Regions from separate parts of the Homo sapiens genome. Here region 1 is linked to region 2. The links are chromatin contacts, found by Hi-C or POLR2A ChIA-PET in ENCODE. All regions are on one chromosome and are shown on one strand. Each heading gives the region's core, a stretch centred on a gene start or an enhancer-like site at or near the end of the contact. The rest is flanking DNA. Distances are from core to core; before and after follow the strand shown. Region 1 overlaps GAB2 (GRB2 associated binding protein 2). Region 2 holds the start of NDUFC2 (NADH:ubiquinone oxidoreductase subunit C2).

The links. A loop is a pair of places that touch in the nucleus more often than their neighbours do. ChIA-PET counts read pairs that join two places held with the same protein, here RNA polymerase II (POLR2A). Pooled maps may share reads with other maps.
Region 1: a map with no recorded cell type shows a loop between it and region 2 (6-fold over the local background). The contact joins the enhancer-like site here to the promoter of NDUFC2 in region 2. A Hi-C loop is called at or near these places in 4 of 37 single-sample maps with no recorded cell type and 4 of 50 pooled maps. POLR2A ChIA-PET finds 5 or more read pairs at or near these places in 1 of 52 experiments (H1).

What each region holds. Positions count from the first base shown.
Region 1 is chr11:78,221,475-78,224,926 of GRCh38, reverse strand. GAB2 (GRB2 associated binding protein 2) reads left to right here. Exons shown (of 10, transcript NM_080491.3): 6 at 1,251-1,515; 7 at 2,732-2,822; 8 at 3,148-3,250. It also overlaps a transcript of USP35 not described here. Among named protein-coding and RNA genes, the nearest start is that of USP35, 34 kb to the right of the region's middle. RefSeq lists enhancers at 1,015-1,094, 1,135-1,404 and a silencer at 1,495-1,584. Within about 2 kb of position 1,451, at least 3 of the 41 ENCODE cell types and tissues checked have a DNase peak (open chromatin) inside an H3K27ac peak, as active enhancers do.
Region 2 is chr11:78,078,032-78,081,239 of GRCh38, reverse strand. It overlaps NDUFC2 (NADH:ubiquinone oxidoreductase subunit C2), which reads left to right and starts at 1,378. Exons shown (of 3, transcript NM_004549.6): 1 at 1,378-1,661. The coding sequence starts at 1,496. It overlaps NDUFC2-KCTD14 (NDUFC2-KCTD14 readthrough), which reads left to right and starts at 1,378. Exons shown (of 3, transcript NM_001203262.2): 1 at 1,378-1,661. The coding sequence starts at 1,496. It overlaps LOC105369401 (a long non-coding RNA gene), which reads right to left and starts at 45. Exons shown (of 3, transcript XR_950342.2): 1 at 1-45. RefSeq lists a silencer at 1,206-1,395 and an enhancer at 1,599-1,658.

The DNA.
Region 1 (3,452 bases), core at 202-2,701, 140 kb before region 2:
CTAGTCTGGAAGAAATGTATGTGCTAAGGTAGACTGGATTACAAGGTTCACCAACCTTGTAGGTAAGCAGAGGATCTAGAATGCAATAGACCCAGGCTGCACGGTGGGGGAACCTCTAAGACAGCAACCTTACCCACGTGGCCTCACATGCAGGAGGGAGGCTGCAGTGTGAGACTCCAGGCAAGGGTGGTACTCACAGTCAGGCTAAGTGGCAGAATTATGGCTTGAGTGCAGGATCCCAGGCTGCCCTCTGGAAGATGCTAACCGCAGTTCTCCAAGGTGTCAGGCAAGAAGACCAGGGCCTGGCTTCAGGCCCACTGAAAAGACAGTGAAATCAGGTAACCAAGGCAGAAGCAGCTTAGTTGTATGTCACGGCAGATAGAGCAAGAGTTAGAGGAAGGCTGGGATTGCTGTATCACACAACTCTGTAGAAGCTCTGACTGCAGCTTGGTGGTCCCCTAGGTGCCTGGAGTGAGCCCCAGGTACTTAGAAACCTGGACTGGGGAAACACAACTGGCCCCAGACCTCACCTTCCAGAGCCAGGACTCCTAATATGCTCCTTGTTCTGATCCAGGGCCTGAGATGCTGACCTGCCAGTGGTGAGTCTGGACTTGAGGTGGAGGGCAGGTCCTGAACCAAACCTACAGTCTATGGACTATGCCACCCACAGTGTTGGTCAGGCGTCCAGAAAGCCAAGTGGACCCAGTCACCAAGAATATTTTATACTCTAGATTTATCAAAAATTATTAGTGGATGCCAAAGGATCGTGAAGGCTTGAAGGGGCCCACAGACCTCATATATTCTTGTCTCCCACTCTGCTTCCTTTTTTTTATTTTTTATTTTTTGAAACAGAGTCTCACTCTGTCACCCAGGCTGGAGTGCAGTGGCATGATCTTGGCTCACTACAACCTTGGCCTCCCAGCTTCAAGCGATTCTCGTGCCTCAGCCTCCTGAGTAGCTGGGACTACAAGCATATGCCACCACGCCCAGCTAATACTTTGGATTTTTAGTAGAGAGGAGGTTTTGCCATGTTGGCCAAGCTGGTCTCGAACCCCTCACCTCAAGTGATCCACCTGCCTCAGCCTCCCACTACTCTGCTTTCTTATTTGGTCTCCCCAAGGTCTCCCTTACAGCTTCAAAGTATAGCTAACCCAGTCATGACTTGTCTTGCCTCATTTACAAAGTCTTACCCCCTTCCTGTTTCTTCTTGCTAGTAACAGCTGTATTTCTTTCACTGTTCCTCTCCCTAGCCAGGGAAAATGATTGTGGGCCGATCGGACAGCACCAATTCTGAAGACAACTATGTGCCCATGAATCCAGGTTCTTCCACCCTGTTGGCCATGGAACGAGCAGGTGATAATTCCCAGAGCGTCTACATCCCAATGAGCCCAGGGGCCCATCACTTTGACTCACTTGGCTACCCATCAACAACCCTTCCTGTGCACCGAGGCCCCAGCAGAGGAAGTGAGATTCAGCCACCCCCTGTCAACCGCAACCTCAAACCTGATCGGAAAGGTAAGTCCATTCTTTCCCCTGTCCCATCTCTGGACAGTGGCTAGGGACTCTTTCCATTTGCTTAGGGGTCATGTGGATCCTGGACTTGAGAGGTGTGACTTGGGGCAAATCATGTAAAATCTGAGTCTCAGTTTTCTTATCTGTGAAATGCAGATGGTAATTCCTACCTCCCAGGTTTGCTGCAAAGGAGAGCATCTAGGATAGTACTTTGGTACATAGCAGGCGTTCAGTAAAGTCAGCTTTGTGCCCCCTGCATGTAGACCAGGCAAGGTCCTCGTCTGCTACAATCTCACTCTCCTGGCATTGGATCAGTGGCAAGGATTCAAAGGGAGGAGTAGGATAGCTAGGCAGAGATAGCCCCCTGTGGGTCTGGCCAACAGGGAATTCAAATCTTAGCATTTGGAACTGAAGCCCTCAAGCCCTTATGGCATCTACCTTCCTCCACTGTGGCTTGCACCGACCTGGCCAGGAGCAGCAGGGAGTAGTCACGGTGACCATCTATACTTCAAATATGGTCTCTTGGCTGGGCGCCATGGCTCACGCCTGTACGCCTGTAACCCCAACACTTTGGGAGGCTGAGGCGAGTGGATCACCTGAGGTCAGAAGTTCGAGACCAGCCTGGCCAAAATAGTGAAACCCCGTCTCTACTAAAAATATAAAAATTAGCTAAGCGTGGTGGCAGGCGCCTATAGTCCCAGCTACTAGGGAGGCTGAGGCAGGAGAATCACTTGAACTCAGGAGGCAGAGGTTGCAGTGAGCTGAGATTGCGCCGCTGCACTCCAGCCTGAGCAACAGAGTGAGACCCCGTCTTAAAAAATACATATATGTGTGTTAATATATAAATAGTATATATTTTTATAAATATTAATATATTAATATATAAATATATTTTATATATAGTCTTTTATTTTTAAATGAAGTCATAAATTGAGGGAGAAAAATCTGTTGTCAAACCCTGTGTCCCCACTTTTGATTCTGAAAATATAATTACCATAGATACAGCAGAAAGAATATATAATTTGGAATCTGAAGACATGACTTCAAGGCTCATCAATATGGGCAAAGATTATACAACCTCGCTGAGCGTCAGTTTCCCTGTGTGAAACTGGAATGACTTTGCAGGCCTTTATAAACATGCTCATGTGTTATATATAAGGTGTGTATGTGTAGCATTATCATTACTGGCTGATTACCAGACTTTCTTTTCCTGCTCCAGCAAAGCCAACACCACTTGACCTGAGGAACAACACCGTCATCGATGAACTCCCCTTCAAGTCACCTATCACCAAGTCTTGGTCTAGGGCCAAGTAAGTGCGTATGTGTGGGGGTGGGAGCTTGGAGTCGGGCCATTAGGGAAAATGAGTGATGTGGTAGCTGGCCTGTGGGCCGGGACAGCTGGATTCTGATGCTAACGCTATCATTAGCTGATCATGTCTCGATGTCTTGTGGCTTGGTTTCCTCAGCTGTAAAAGAGAATAATTATACCTGCCCTATATCAGATCTTAATCTGATGGAGTGTGCAGCTCTAATGGCTGAGGTCTGGGTGTGTGAGGGTCAGGGCCCAGCTGGAGGCTAGAAACATGGCAGCAGCCATGCAGCTTCCCCAGTGTTAACTCTTCCTTCCCACAACAGCCACACCTTCAACTCCAGCTCCTCCCAGTACTGCCGCCCCATCTCCACCCAGAGCATCACCAGCACAGACTCAGGAGACAGCGAAGAGAACTATGTCCCTATGGTGAGTCCTTCGGGCTTCGCTGGAATGACGCCTTTCAAGTCCCCTGGGACCCACCCCTCAGTTCCCCACTTCCCAGCTTAGCTAACTCACCTCAGCCCAGGGACTCCTTGTATTATTCATGATTTAGTCTCCTGCTACAAACCCTTCTTGAGCACCTGTTTATCAAGCAGTAGGAGTTGTCATCAGATGTAAGGAAGACATG
Region 2 (3,208 bases), core at 129-2,628:
TATTCACTTGGGTGCAAGTGGGCTGAGTCCGAAAAGAGAATCAATGAAGGGAGATGGGGAAGGGGTTGCTTTATAGGATTTAGGTAGGTAATGGAAAATTACAGTAAAAGGTGGTTGTTATCTATTGTTAGCAGGGGAGGGGGTCACAAGGTACATGATGGGGAGATCATAAGACTTATTGTCCAGAAGAAGAATGTCACAAGGATGGTTGATCAGTTAAGGTAGGGCAGGGACCAGTCACAATGGTGGAATGTTTGTTAATCAGTTAAGGCAGGAAGTGGCTGTTTTACTTCTTTTGTGGGTTTTTGGCTGCCCCAGACTTCTTGGCTCCCGCAGGCCATCTGGACGCATATGTGCAAGTCACAGGGGTTACAATGGTTGAGCTTCGGCTGAGAGGCCTGACAGCAGAGACTGGAAAATTGCTTAACAGAATTATAAATTCCTTCTTTCATTACTCAAACCTTTTTTTTTTTCTTTTTGAGACGAAGTTTCGCTCTTGTTGACCAGGCTGGAATGCAATGGTGCGATCTCGGCTCACTGCAACCTCCACCTCCCAGGTTCAAGCGATTCTCCCCCCTCAGCTTCCCGAGCAGCCGATTATGCTGCCTCAGCCTTCCCAGTAGCTGGGACTACAGGCACCCGCCACCACGCCCAGCTAATTTTTTGTATTTTTCGTAGAGATGGGATTTCACCATGTTGGCCAAGCTGGTCTTGAACTCCTGAAGTGATCCGCTCACTTCAGCCTCCCAAAGTGATGGGATTACAGGCGTGAGTGACGGCGCCTGGCCTCATTACTCAAACCTTTAGGGAACACCTCCTCACTCAGCCATGTGTAACGACGTGAAGACCCAGAGGTGAAACATTTTAGGGTGCTGCCTCCGAATCTGAATTTCAACAATAGACTAAAACGATCCAGTCCTGGGCTTCTCTAAATTCTTTTGTTGCTGGCCAGACCTTAATTTTAGGCTTTGGAGGGAGTGTCTATGCGAATGAACGACTGAAAACTCAGAAAACGAAAACTAGCTTTTATGGAATTTCAATTAATTACGTTTATCAAAACTACGCATCATGCCCATTTGTGGGTATTGGATGAAAAGATAAATCTTTCCAGAAGGGGCAGGGGAGGGAGAGGCAATTCTGGTTGGGGAAGTTGGGAGAAAAGAAAATCAGTATCTCCTAGTCTTCGCCCAGTTTGGCTCGTTTGGGGTACTCCTCGACCCCGCGTTACCAGGCCCGTGAATCCCACTCCCACCAGAGAATTAGCGCGGGCGGACGAGCAAAGTGAAACTTAGTAGCCCGGAACTTCGCGTGCCGGGTTCCCGCAGCAACACGTACCGGGAAGCGTTTGGGCGCTGCACCGCGCTGCGCCGTGCCCGTGAGTCCGGCGCGCAGAGGAGGAGGAGAAAGCTGACCGCTTAGGCCGGGGTAGTGGTCGTCGTGGTTTTCCTTGTAGTTCGTGGTCTGAGACCAGGCCTCAAGTGGAAACGGCGTCACCATGATCGCACGGCGGAACCCAGAACCCTTACGGTTTCTGCCGGATGAGGCCCGGAGCCTGCCCCCGCCCAAGCTGACCGACCCGCGGCTCCTCTACATCGGCTTCTTGGGCTACTGCTCCGGCCTGATTGATAACCTAATCCGGCGGAGGCCGATCGCGACGGCTGGTGAGTGCTGCGCGGCCGGGATCGGCTGGGAGGAGAAGGGGTCGTAGGGCTGCAGACTGGCCCGGCCGTAGGCCCCCCTGAGGTGCTCTGCTTTTCCGTGCCTTTTTGCCTAGCTGGCCCCATCTCGCCTTTCCGGGGAGTCCGCGCCCCATTAGCTCTTTAGAATCAAGCAGAGCCAGAGTGTCATTTGGCACTTGAAGAAACTGAGGTGCAGTGAAGCAGGAACTGAGTCTGTGAAGGACCCGAAACTACTCTCCTCAGTTCGTGTTGTGCTGTGTGCGCAAATGAGCCATGACTCCATGCCATGCACTACTCACACTGTGGGCATTATTGATAGCATTTCGGCCTTAAAACACTTTTAGGGATGTATTATTCACAACGAGGAAACCGAGCCTAACAGATTAACAGCAGCTTGCCCAAGGTCATATGGCTATTAAGTAGCAGAGCTTGGTTTTTTTTTTTTTTGACCTCTGAATGGATATTGGACACCAGTGCTTCTCAAACTTAATGTGCATACGAATAGCATAGGTGTCTTGTTAAAATTCGGATTCTGGGCTGCGCGAGGTGGCTCACACCTGTAATCCCAGCGCCTTGGGAGGCCGTGGCGGGCGGATCGCCTGAGCTCAGGAATTCGATACCAGTATGGGCAATAGGGCGAAAACCCGTCCCTACAAAAAAATACAAAAGTTAGCCGGGCGTGGTGGTGCACGCCTGTGGTCCCAGGCTGAGGGAGGCTGAGGCAGGAGGGTCGTTTGAGCCTGGAAGGCAGAGGTTGCAGTAAGCCGAGATTGCACCATTGCACTCCAACCTGTGCAACAAAGTGAGACCCTGTCTCAAAAAAAAAAAAAAAGCGGATCCTGATTCATGAGGTCTGGGGAGGAACTTGATGTTAACAACAAGCGCTCAAACACTGCTGCTGCTGGTCTGAGGACCACGGTTTGAATAGGAGGCTCTAAACCAGTGTGCTGTACTTCCCAGTAGTATGTCACTGGCTTCCTATCAGAGACACTGACTATTCTGATAATAACCACCACAGTAGCTTTGCTAAGCTCTATGGATTTCCAGAGGGAAAAGAGGAGAGGAACTTTGGAAGAGGGGTCTTTGAAGTTAACTTTGATTATCAGGCAGGACTGAGAGACAGACAGCTTTCTAGGCCCGTGGGGCTAGTGGGAGCTAATGGGGGCAAGGACCTCTGAATGGAGGGTGTTTGATGATTGAGTGAGTGTTCAGGTTTAGATAAAACTGCAAGGGAGATTTTAGCAGAGCATGGCAATTTATTTTCTAGGCAGTCAGGAACTTTGTAAGCTTTTGAGAGCTGCAAGGGTGCAGTGATGAGCTCTGTATTTTAAAAAGTCATCTTTGTCAGCAATGTGAGGCGTTGATTGGAGCCAAGAAGCACAATCAGGAAAAAAGCTCAGGCAATGGTTCAGGCAATTAGGAGTCACCACACTTGTACCTCTTTTGCCTTCTTACAGCTGTATGTCATGCCTGAAGGTCAGCTCCCAACCCATCAAATCCCACATTTCCAGTGCTCAAATAGTATTGAA